Regions from separate parts of the Homo sapiens genome. Here region 1 is linked to region 2. A link is an interaction called in ENCODE POLR2A ChIA-PET data of the cell type or tissue named here. Cell type or tissue: OCI-LY7. All regions are shown on one strand. Links, peaks and the distances in the headings refer to the core of each region. The heading gives the core; the rest is flanking DNA.

Region 1 (4,129 bases), core at 1-2,500, 390 kb before region 2:
GTGTTCACTCATTTTGTGTTTCCTCAGGTGGCAGCATAGACAATGTCTTGTCCCAAATCGCTGCCCAGAGGAAAAAAGCAGCCGGATTATTGGAGCAGAAACCCAGCCATCGGTCAAGCCCTGTGGGGCCAGCACCGGGGTCCAGCCCGTCTGAGCTTCCAGCCTCCCCTGCAGGTGGCAGCGCTCCTGTTGGCAAGGTGCTTGTTTTGTGTGGCCTCCTCCTGTTACACTCACAGATTCTGTTCTAACATGGGCCACTTGCCGGGAAGCATGGGCAGTGCCTTAGTCATGGGACAGGACTAAAGACAGGCCCCTTCCAGCCAGCCACTCCTGGGCTGCATGAGAAGGGCTGAAATGGTCCTCCGCACCAGGCGTTTACCTCCCCTCACATCTCCAGGTTTGAGGGGCACTGGGCTGCTGCACAGTGGCAGGGTACACACCCACTTCCTGCAGTCCCACAGGTCACCCAGCCTCACACTGCACACATTTGTTCATTGATGAGGATGAATGGTTTAAGAGCATGAGTTGAGGAGCAACCTGCCTGGGTTCAGCTCTCAGCCCCACACCTCAGCATTTAGAACAGGGCCTGGCACAGGATAAGCTCATGTCCGTGTTGGCTGTTCCTGTTGACAGCGTTCTTAGTGGTCTTTGTTGTCCTTCAACCTTATTCATCCACTGTATACATCCTGGGAGCATCTGCTCTGTGCCTGGCACAGCTAACAGTAAGGATCCAACTGTGAACTGGGAAATTTGGCAACCGCTCTAAGGACACAGGCAGTCACAGCTCAGTGTGATAGGGGTTGTTGTGGAGCAGGAAGGATGCTGTAGGGGCACAGGTGGGGGGCCCTACCCAGGTTTGAGGGCATCAGGGCCATCTGGATGGGGATCTGAAGGATGAGAATGGAGCCAGGTAAAAGGGGTGTGGGTGGGCCAGGGGTGTTGGTGCAACTGTTCTGGTGTGAGGGAACAACTTGTGTAGCACTCCAGAGGTGACAGCGTGGCCTAAGGGAGGAGCTGAAGGAAGGACATGAGCAGGACAGAGCCGGGACCTTGTCTCCCTGCTTCTGGGCACTGTGCTTCCATTAATGCAGCCAGAGAACAGTCACCACATTGTTAGCATCTACAGATAATGCAGTAAGCAAGAAAACCTAGATGCCTTCCTGGAACAAGAAGTTTTTTAGTGTCTTCAGACTCTGCCTCTGCCTCCTGAACCTCTTTGCCTTGGTTGATTTCTGGGTGAGCCCCCAGAGTGCGGGTTCCTAGTCGTGAGTGTGAGCTGGCTCCTCCACCAAGTGACTCCCCAGTAGTGCAGCATAACCCTTTCCTCCTCTGAGGGGACTCTATGTCCAGGCAAAACCCCACTCTTCATAGTTCTTAGATGTCATAAGCTTCCTTCAGTGAGAAAAGTCCAAACACAGAAAGCCTCCCTCATCCATGGACCTTTGCCCACCAAAGAAGCGCCTCCAGAGATTTATGCTCCCAGGATGTACATGTACTGTATGAGAAATAGTCATTTTCTGCCCAGCCACTCTTGGTTACACAACTCTTTTTGTTACTCAAGATCCCTTGTGCAATAGGACCTATATAATTAGATTCCTTTCACAGTATAGCTCCAAAAAGATTTTCTCCCTACACATTTGCTTATTTTCCATTTTTTTATCTTCAAAATAATTTGTGTAATACGTCCTATATGATTAAGTTCCTTTTATAATTCGGCTGTGAGGAAAAAAGTCTCTACTGATACTTTGATATATTTTATTTTATCAGATAGTAAGAATTTTTAGAATTATTGTATTTCTTTCTTTGCCTTTGCTACTAGGAAACTCAGCTACTCATGAAGCCTACTGTTTTGAGGCTTTGATATAGTGTTTCTTGTCTAAAATTTTGTTTCTATTCTGATGGTCTTATTGGATGTGTTATATGTTAGCTTCCTTTAATTTTTATTGGAAATAAGGCATTTCCAAGTTATAAATTATATTAACTATTCTCTATTATATGAACTATTATTTTGATGTATTGATCATACATTATATATAAGTATATTCTCATGAAAGGAGATTGTATCAAAAGATGCATTCAGGAAGCAGTAAACTGGGGAAACCATCCATTTCAATGATCACCTGACATTTATAACATAATGTTAATAGTATGTTATGATCTTGAGGAGCTATCTAAAAATTCAGGTTTCTGGGCTCCACCCCAGCATACCTGAATGAGGCTCTCGGGAGGGTCTGGGGAATGTTATTCCTGCCAGAGCATCTGTTGGAACCAGCCCAGTCCGGGGCTCATAGAAACCACAGTCTTAAATCAAAGGACACAGAAGTGGGCTTTCTATCCCAGCAGCAAGATAGAGACATGAAGTGCTTTTTCAAAGATAACCTTAGTAAAAATTAGAAGTTAGTATTCAACATATGAGCCTCCTCAATCTGGTTTTTGTACTTTGCTTAAAATAACTCGCTGTAATGGTGGAATATCCACAAGGCATGGCATCTAGCAGGGCCGTGAATCAGTGTGATATGAGTTCCAAGAGACACAGCATAGGTGGCGTTAGAGTGTGCACCAATACTTCCCAGATCTCTGGAGGCCTAAAGGCCTACTAGATATATCAGCTTTCTATTCCTACCTTAAAGCTCAGTCATTTCAAACAAAAACATTACTTAGCTGCTTGTGTGTCTGTGGGTCAGCAGTTTAATCTGGACTTATGTGGGCAGTTCTCTGGTCTGCAGGATCACTCACCTGGCTGGTGGCTGAGGTGGCCAGGACAACTGAGCCACATGTGTCTACAACAAGCTTGGACATGTTCTCAGGGCAGTGGCTGAAGGCATGGGTTGAAAGCCAATCAGGTTGTTTAAGCAAGTTAGTATGCCTGTGGCAGGAGAGCACACAGAACTACATACAGAGGGAGGGGTAGAGATGATGTCATTAACACAATCAGCCTACCACTCAACGGATATTGAGAACAATTCAAATATTTCACAGAATCCCAAATAATCTTATATTTACCCACCTCTTCCCCAGTATGTTGCCCATATGGTCCAGAGTATCATGTTTCTTTGCTTTTGGCTGGAATAGATCTGTGGGGATATACTAATTATCTCCTGCTTTATCAGAGATTCTATTTGGGATTGTCTGTCTTCATGGAAAGAGCAGAGAAAAGAGAGAATTTATTAGTAGTATAGCCAGCTTTTTGGCAAGTCTTTCAAAACCTCAGGGAGGGTCTTCTTTTTCCACTCAGGCATATAATCAGCTAGAAGGAGCATTAAAGGCTTAGTAGGAAGAAAGATATATCCATTTATGCTTAGAAATCTTAGTCTATACTCTACTATATAATATGTCCAATTTTTAGCAAAATTTACAAGACATACAAAAAGTCAAGAAAAACCACACTCCTTAGAAATGAAGCAATCATGATAATCAGATCTGACAAAGGTGTTAGAATATTTGACAGGGAATTTTAAATAACTGTGATTAATATGTTAAAGGTCCTAATAGAAGGTATAAACAACATGCAAGATCATATGGGTAACTATTTTAGTAGAGAGATGGAAACTATAAGAAAGAACCCAATGGAAATGTTAGAAATAAAACAGTAATGGAGTTGAGAAATACCTTTGACAGGCACCTCAGTAGACTTGAGGCCGCCAGGGAAAGAGTCAGTGAACTTGAAGTTAGGTCAGTAGAGTTTACCCCAACTGAATCACAAGAGAAGAAAGAAGAAACACATATAAAACATCAGTACTCAGTAGTCATGGCATGATATCAAATGCCACAGCATAGAGGTAATTGGAATCCCTACAGGAAGAGAGAGAGGTGGGGCAGAAGGAATATGTAAAGAAATAATGCTTAAAAAATGAAAAGAAATAATGGTTGAGAATTTTCTCAAATTAATGACAGATGCCAAACCACAGATCCAGGAAGTTCACAGAATGCTCAATAGGGTAAATACCAAAAAGAATGTACCCCTCCATATTATGTTTAAACTACTGAAAACAAGCCAAAGAGAAAATCTTGAAGGCAGCCTTTTCTTGAAAGAAATTACATACAGAGAAACAAAAATAGGAATTACAGCAGACTTTTTGTCAGAAATCATGCAAATCAAAGACAGTGTTGTGACATCTTTAAAGTACTG
Region 2 (6,016 bases), core at 2,013-4,512:
TGGGGTTGTTCTCTAAAGAGTATGGCCTCCTGGGGCAAGGTGCAGTGGCTCACACCTATAATCCCAGCACTTTGAGAGGCTGAGGCAGGCAGATCACCCGAGGTCAGGAGTTCAAGACCAGCCTGACCAACATGGAGAAACCCCATCTCTACTAAAAATACAAAATTAGCCGGGCATGGAGGCGCATGCCTGTAATCCCAGCTACTCAGGAGGCTGAGGGCAGGAGAATCGCTTGAACCTGGGAGGCAGGGGTTACAGTGAGCCGAGATCACGCCATGGCACCCCAGCCTGGGCCACAGGAGTGAAACTCCATCTCAAAAAAAAGAAAAAAACAAGGGTGGCCTTCTGGCATGAGAATGATAACCAAAGCGCATGGAAGTCTCGCTAGTTTTAGTGGAAGTGTGAAGGCCACTGAGTCTCTGATATTCCTACATCAGCATGACTTTTGTGCCCTGAGATGCCTAACAATTTCATGGGCATACAATTTATTTATGGTCAGCTTTCCTGGGCAGTGGTGAGGCCTGAATAAAAGGTTGCTCCTGAGGGACCCTGATGAAGTTAAACGAGGAAAGTGAGGATTTCTCTCTTCCATCTGTGCTTAGGCTTCCTCCCCAAGTTTTAGGACACAGTGATGATTACAGTAATGGAAATGGTACTGGGGCCGGGTGCAGTGGCTCATGCTTATAATCCCAGCACTTTGGGAGGCCGAGGCGGGTAGATCACCTGGAGCCAGGAGTTCAAGACCAACCTGGCCAACATGGCAAACCCCATCTCTACTTAAAAATACAAAAAATTAGCTGGGCGAGGTGGCGGGCGCCTGTAGTCCCAGCTACTCAGGAGGCTGAGGCAGGAGAATGGCGTGAACCTGGGAGGCGGAGCTTGCAGTGAGCCGAGATCGTGCCACTGCACTCCTGCCTGGGCGACAGAGCGAGACTCGGTCTCAAAAAAAAAGATACTGGGGGCAAGTTTGGCAACTCCAGTTTCTCAGTGGCATCCCTGAGAGGCAAGGGGCTTGCCTTGTTCCCCAGGTTGAGAACCGGTGGAGCAAAACCCTACCCTCATTCTGCCATGGCCCCAGTCCTTCCCGGGGGCCACTCTGCCCATCTCCTCATCACTTGCTGTTGGACACCTGGGAATGCCTCAGGTGTCCTGAGGCATTCAATCTTCACTGCAGAGATTCCTGCAGCAGACATGAAGGGCTGCCCAGCCTTTAGAAACTCTCTCCTTCCCAGAAAGAAGTTCCTGACATCTCGCCTTGTTCACAAGCCAAAGGCTATGAAAGCACAGGTGCTTTCTCAAGTTTGACCTGAATTCAACAACCACAGGGTGACGCAGGCTAGGGAGCAAAAACAGGGACATCCCCCACACCCAGGGCTTTTCTTTTTAATGAAGCCTGATGTTCTATTCTGGGAGTCACGCTCATTTGTGTGAGGGGAAGGTTGTCCTGGGAAGCCGGGGAAGGCTGATATGAATAAATCATAAAGCGCTTTACAAATCAGCATCGGCTCTGAAAATGAGGGCCCGAAAAGATATTAGGGCCCAGTTCTTGCTGCCCCTGAGAATTAATTTATTTGCAGTCAAGGCTGTTTTAGAAGCTCTACAAAGGGGAGTCCACATGCATGACTGTGGGGAAAAGGCATAGATTATCTACCCCGGACTGAATCGGGTCAGCACAGAGGTGTACATGGGTTAGGGCTGGGGCCATTTATTTACTAATTCTCAATATTGCCCAGGAAGAGGAAGTGAAAGCTCTTGAATTTAGGGCCTAAGTACCAGTGCCTGATGGGTACAATTTGGGTTGTATTCCACCTGCTATTCCAGGGTGGGCAGCTCCTTAATTTCACTTGGTGCCATGGATTCTGTCCTTCGGACCTAGAAGGCTGCTCCCAGCAAACTCCCACCGAGTGGGGAGCTGCAAGGAGAAGCAGGCCCCTATGGTGTAGTGATCACGGATCTTCCAACAACAGCCTGCATTCGACTGCCACCTCCTCCACTTACTAGCTCCTGACTGCAGCAAGTGACTTAACCTCAGTTTTCTCATCTGTAAAATGAGCATAACAGTTTTCCCTCTGCAGGATTGCAGTGTGGGTTAAACAAGACGATTCAGACAAGCCGCCTGGAACTCAGGGAGAGTGCTGCATGGAGGGATGTAGGAGGAGGGATAGGCATCACAGCTTGTCACCTTGCATCCTCGTCACAGTGTAATTTCCTGGTGTCCCACACTGGGTTCTGTAAATCTTAAAGGACAGGGGACAAGGTAGACCATGAGACCAGGTTCAGACATGGCGCAGCCGAAGTCACAGTTCTGTCTGCTCTGCTGCCATATACATGCCGCTTTTTTCTCCCTTTTAGTTTTCAAAATAGCAGCTTAACACAGTGAGAAACCATGAATACCCCCTCAGGCAGAAACCTATGACAGTCACAAGATTAGGCCTCTCTAGGGGCTACACCTCTGCTCGGACGAGGGTGGGTGCGTGTGTGAGTGCGTGCACACAGATTCACCCACACACAGTGCTACTCCTAGGGATGCAGTTTCTCTTAGTTCCCATCCCCCACTCCCTCTGACCCTTTCCAGAATCTTCCCAGACTGTCAGTGCCGGTTTCTCCAAGTCTTGAGAACAGCTCCAGCTATACCCCGTGCTGTCTCCCTGGACACTGTGCGGGTAGTGGAGTCACCATAGCAACGTGGCCCCTGTGGACGTGGAGCTGTCTGCAAGGACAGTGCTGGGCGTGGCCAGGGCCCCAGTGCCAGGGGGAAGGGATGGACCCCGGCAGCTGAGCTGACCCGGCTCTGGGATCCCAGCCCCTGTCTGCCCAGACAAGGAGTCCAGCAGGTGGGGATGAGAAAAAGCACTTGCCTTCCTTGTGGATCTGAGGCAGAAACCCCAGCTCGAGCGGGGGAGGAGTAAGAAGGGGCTTTGCAGACAGGATGAGGAGGCTCCAGGCGGACCTTAGATCCCAGCGTGGGCCTCACGCAGCTTCCTGGGCTCTCAGAAGCATTCCTGGGCGTGGGGTAGTAACAGCTTCCTGTTAACTCCCGAGCCTGTGCCCTCAGCCTCTGCGAGTCACCAAGGCCAGCTTTCAGCCAGGGGCAGCCTTTCGTTCACAACCACCTGACAAGGCCAAGTTCACTGTCCCCACCTGACGGAGCAGAAAACGGAAGCCCTGTCACACACTGCTAGGCAGCAGGGAAGAAGTTTAAAACTAGCTCTGTTGGACCACAAAGATGATTGAGATGTTTCATTAGAAAGCAAGACTATTCTGATTTTTTATTAGCTGGCTTATACCAGAAAAAAAAAAAAAGTCAACTAAGTTCTTAGGGATCTGGTAACCACCTATCCCAGCCAATATTACCAAAATTTTTGTCTCAGATTTTTTTAAATTAAGATATAATCCACATACCATAAATTTTGCCCTTTTAATGTGTACAATTCAGTGGCTTTTGTTTACCCTATTTAACATCTCTGAACCTTAGTTTCCTCTTCTGTAAAATGGGGATGATAATAATAGGGTTGTGAGGATTAAATGAGATCATGTATGTAAAGCATCTAGTGCCTGTCACACAGTAAGGCTTCATACATCTTAGCTGTTATCATTATGTATGAACGAATGATGGGACTATGTCTGGATAATTGTGTTCACCTCTGGATACCATTAAGAGAGACACTGATAAAGCAGAGTAAACTTGGGATAAAGAGGCTGGGAGGCCAGGTGCGGTGGCTCATGCCTGTAATCCCAGCACTTTGGGAAGCTGAGGCGGGTGGATCACCTAAGGTCAGGAGTTCGAGGCCAACCTGGCCAACATAGTAAAATCCCATCTCTACTAAAAATACAAAGATTAGCCAGGCATGGTGGCAGACGCCTATAGTCCCAGCTACTCAGGAGGCTGAGGCAGGAGAATCACTTGAACCTGGGAAGCAGAGGTTGCAGTGAGCCAAGATCGTGCCACTGTACTCTAGCCTGGGTGACAGAGGGAGACCCTGTCTCAAAAAAAGATAAAAAAGAAGAGGCTGGGAAAACCGGTTGATGCTGGCCAGCTTGGTGTAGGTACCCATGGCAACTTCTGGCCTTCTGTGGCCTTGCTCTACCAAAACTGGGGCGGGAACAGACTTGGGTCCTGCCTAAGTCAAAGCCAAGCTGGTGGTTGCCTCTGCCACCTTGAGTGCTGAAAGGGGCTTTGGGGCAGGCAGCAAGGGAGGTAAGAATGACACAGACGGGACCTCTGAGGATGCTGCGGCCATGTAGTGGTTGGAATCTGGCCTAAGAAGCCAGTTTGGCCCAGGGCTGCCCTGAGGGACGCTCAGAAGAGCGTGACTCAGCTTTAGCTCCCAGCTGCCTCTACTTGCTGACCACCCCAACTCTTTTATCTACTTTTCTACTTAAAAAAAGTATGTATATTATAAGTGTGGCACTCAGTGAATTTTCACAAACTGAACTCAACTGTGAATCCAGGATCCATATCAAGAAGCAGGACCTTATCAGCATCCCAGAGGCCCTCCCTGTCTCCTTCTGGTTCCTATCTGCCCCAACCCTCCTCCCCTTGCCAAAGGGTGGCCCCCATCCCAGCTCCTGCATGCACAGACAGTGCTACTCAGTGTGCACTGAGCCACCTGGGGGTCTGGATGGAATGCAGCGGGTCTAGAAGGGGGCCTCTGCATTCCTGACACACTCTCAGGGGATGCTGATGCCACATCCCCAGACCGCACTTGGAAGAGCAGGGATAAGATTAGTACCTGATGCTTTATTTTTGTGTTTGTCTCTTGGAGACTGATTGTGTAAGATAAATGGGAGCACCAGAAGCCTGGTCTCCTGGGGCCCAGCTGTGGGAGGGAAGGAGCTCCTGGGCTGGAAGACACTGGATTGTGGCCCCCACCCTCGAACCTCGGGAAGCAGGGCGGTTCCATCACAGCTGGCAGGGTGGGGTTCGAGTCCCGAAGCACCCCTTCGGCCTCTTCACTCTGCTCAGATGGATGGCAGCTAGGCAGGGGTGGGGCAGGGGAGGCCCAGACACTGGACTGGGGAGTGTGATGCCCTCTTCCTGCCCTCCTAGAGGTACTGGGATTTTCTAACTCTAACTAGAAAGGTAAAGGCTGCCTAGGAACACCCACTTGGCCTCCCAGTAAATTCAAGTCTGGTAGGAATTAATGAAACATTTTTAGTTAAAAGGCCATAAATCTGTGGTTTTGTTGTTGTTGTTGCATGGGGTTTTCTTTTTGAGGCAGTTGAGAAGTAAAACAATGTAATAATGTGGGTTTGGGGCTGTTTCTGCAGGTGGCTGTCATGGCTGGCCATGGTAACATGCTTTGTGATTTCAGAAGGCAGCAGGAAGGCTGGGCTAGGAGATACCCACAGGGTTTGGTGGTGGCCTTGCCTGGCAGGTCCAGACCAGCTCAAGGAGAGGGTCACAGGGACTGGCTGTCACAGGGCCTGATTGGGCCAACTGGAGTCCTGGATGGGGTACAGATGCCCGCTTGATGACAGTGGCCTCCCCACCCCCAACTCCCTTCCAGAGGAGGGGGCTGAGTGGGGAACCAGGGACTCCCCAGACTCCTGAGCCAATAAGCAGATGATGGCCTCCCTTCCAGACACCCCACATGTGGGCCACTCCAACCCCTGGCTCTGCTCAGCACTCTTGTTCCCACAATTCATTCATTCATATGATAACATTCCCAGGCACCTGCTAGGCACAGAGCATGGTCCTCGAGGAGCTGGCAGTGTAGATTGAAAACCTAAGTAAACAAACAGTTCCCATTTACTATGTTGTGTACACTGGCAGAGACAGGCCTAGGGGAGTGGGTAAGGCCCAGAAGCAAGGGACAAATCAGGGAAGACTTAAAATAAGGGACCCCTCTGAGTGAGCTCCAGTTATTTCTGGAAGTCCTAAATGATACACCATACTTGCCCACAGAATTCTCAACAGCTGCAATCACATGGTGTGGCCACTCAGTCCTTCCTCTCTGGCCCTGACGCCCACTTGTCCACGTCTTCTGTCCACAGAGCTGTATGAAGGCACACA

The links. ChIA-PET counts read pairs that join two places held together with the same protein. Peaks named below come from ENCODE experiments on the same cell type or tissue, not always from the same donor. Only the 100,000 strongest peaks of a DNase experiment are listed, where the experiment ranks them.
Region 1: POLR2A ChIA-PET joins it to region 2 with 5 read pairs; 2 of 35 experiments call an interaction of 5 or more read pairs at or near these places.

The regions. Positions count from the first base shown.
Region 1 is chr9:98,764,149-98,768,277 of GRCh38, reverse strand. It overlaps ANKS6 (ankyrin repeat and sterile alpha motif domain containing 6), which reads left to right. Exons shown (of 15, transcript NM_173551.5): 11 at 28-197. Among named protein-coding and RNA genes, the nearest start is that of ANKS6, 30 kb to the left of the region's middle. In OCI-LY7, for the core only: no CTCF peak of the experiment used is centred there; no DNase peak of the experiment used is centred there.
Region 2 is chr9:98,377,258-98,383,273 of GRCh38, reverse strand. The region is part of intron 11 of GABBR2 (gamma-aminobutyric acid type B receptor subunit 2); the gene reads left to right. Among named protein-coding and RNA genes, the nearest start is that of TBC1D2, 120 kb to the right of the region's middle. In OCI-LY7, for the core only: no CTCF peak of the experiment used is centred there; a DNase peak (open chromatin) is centred at 3,123.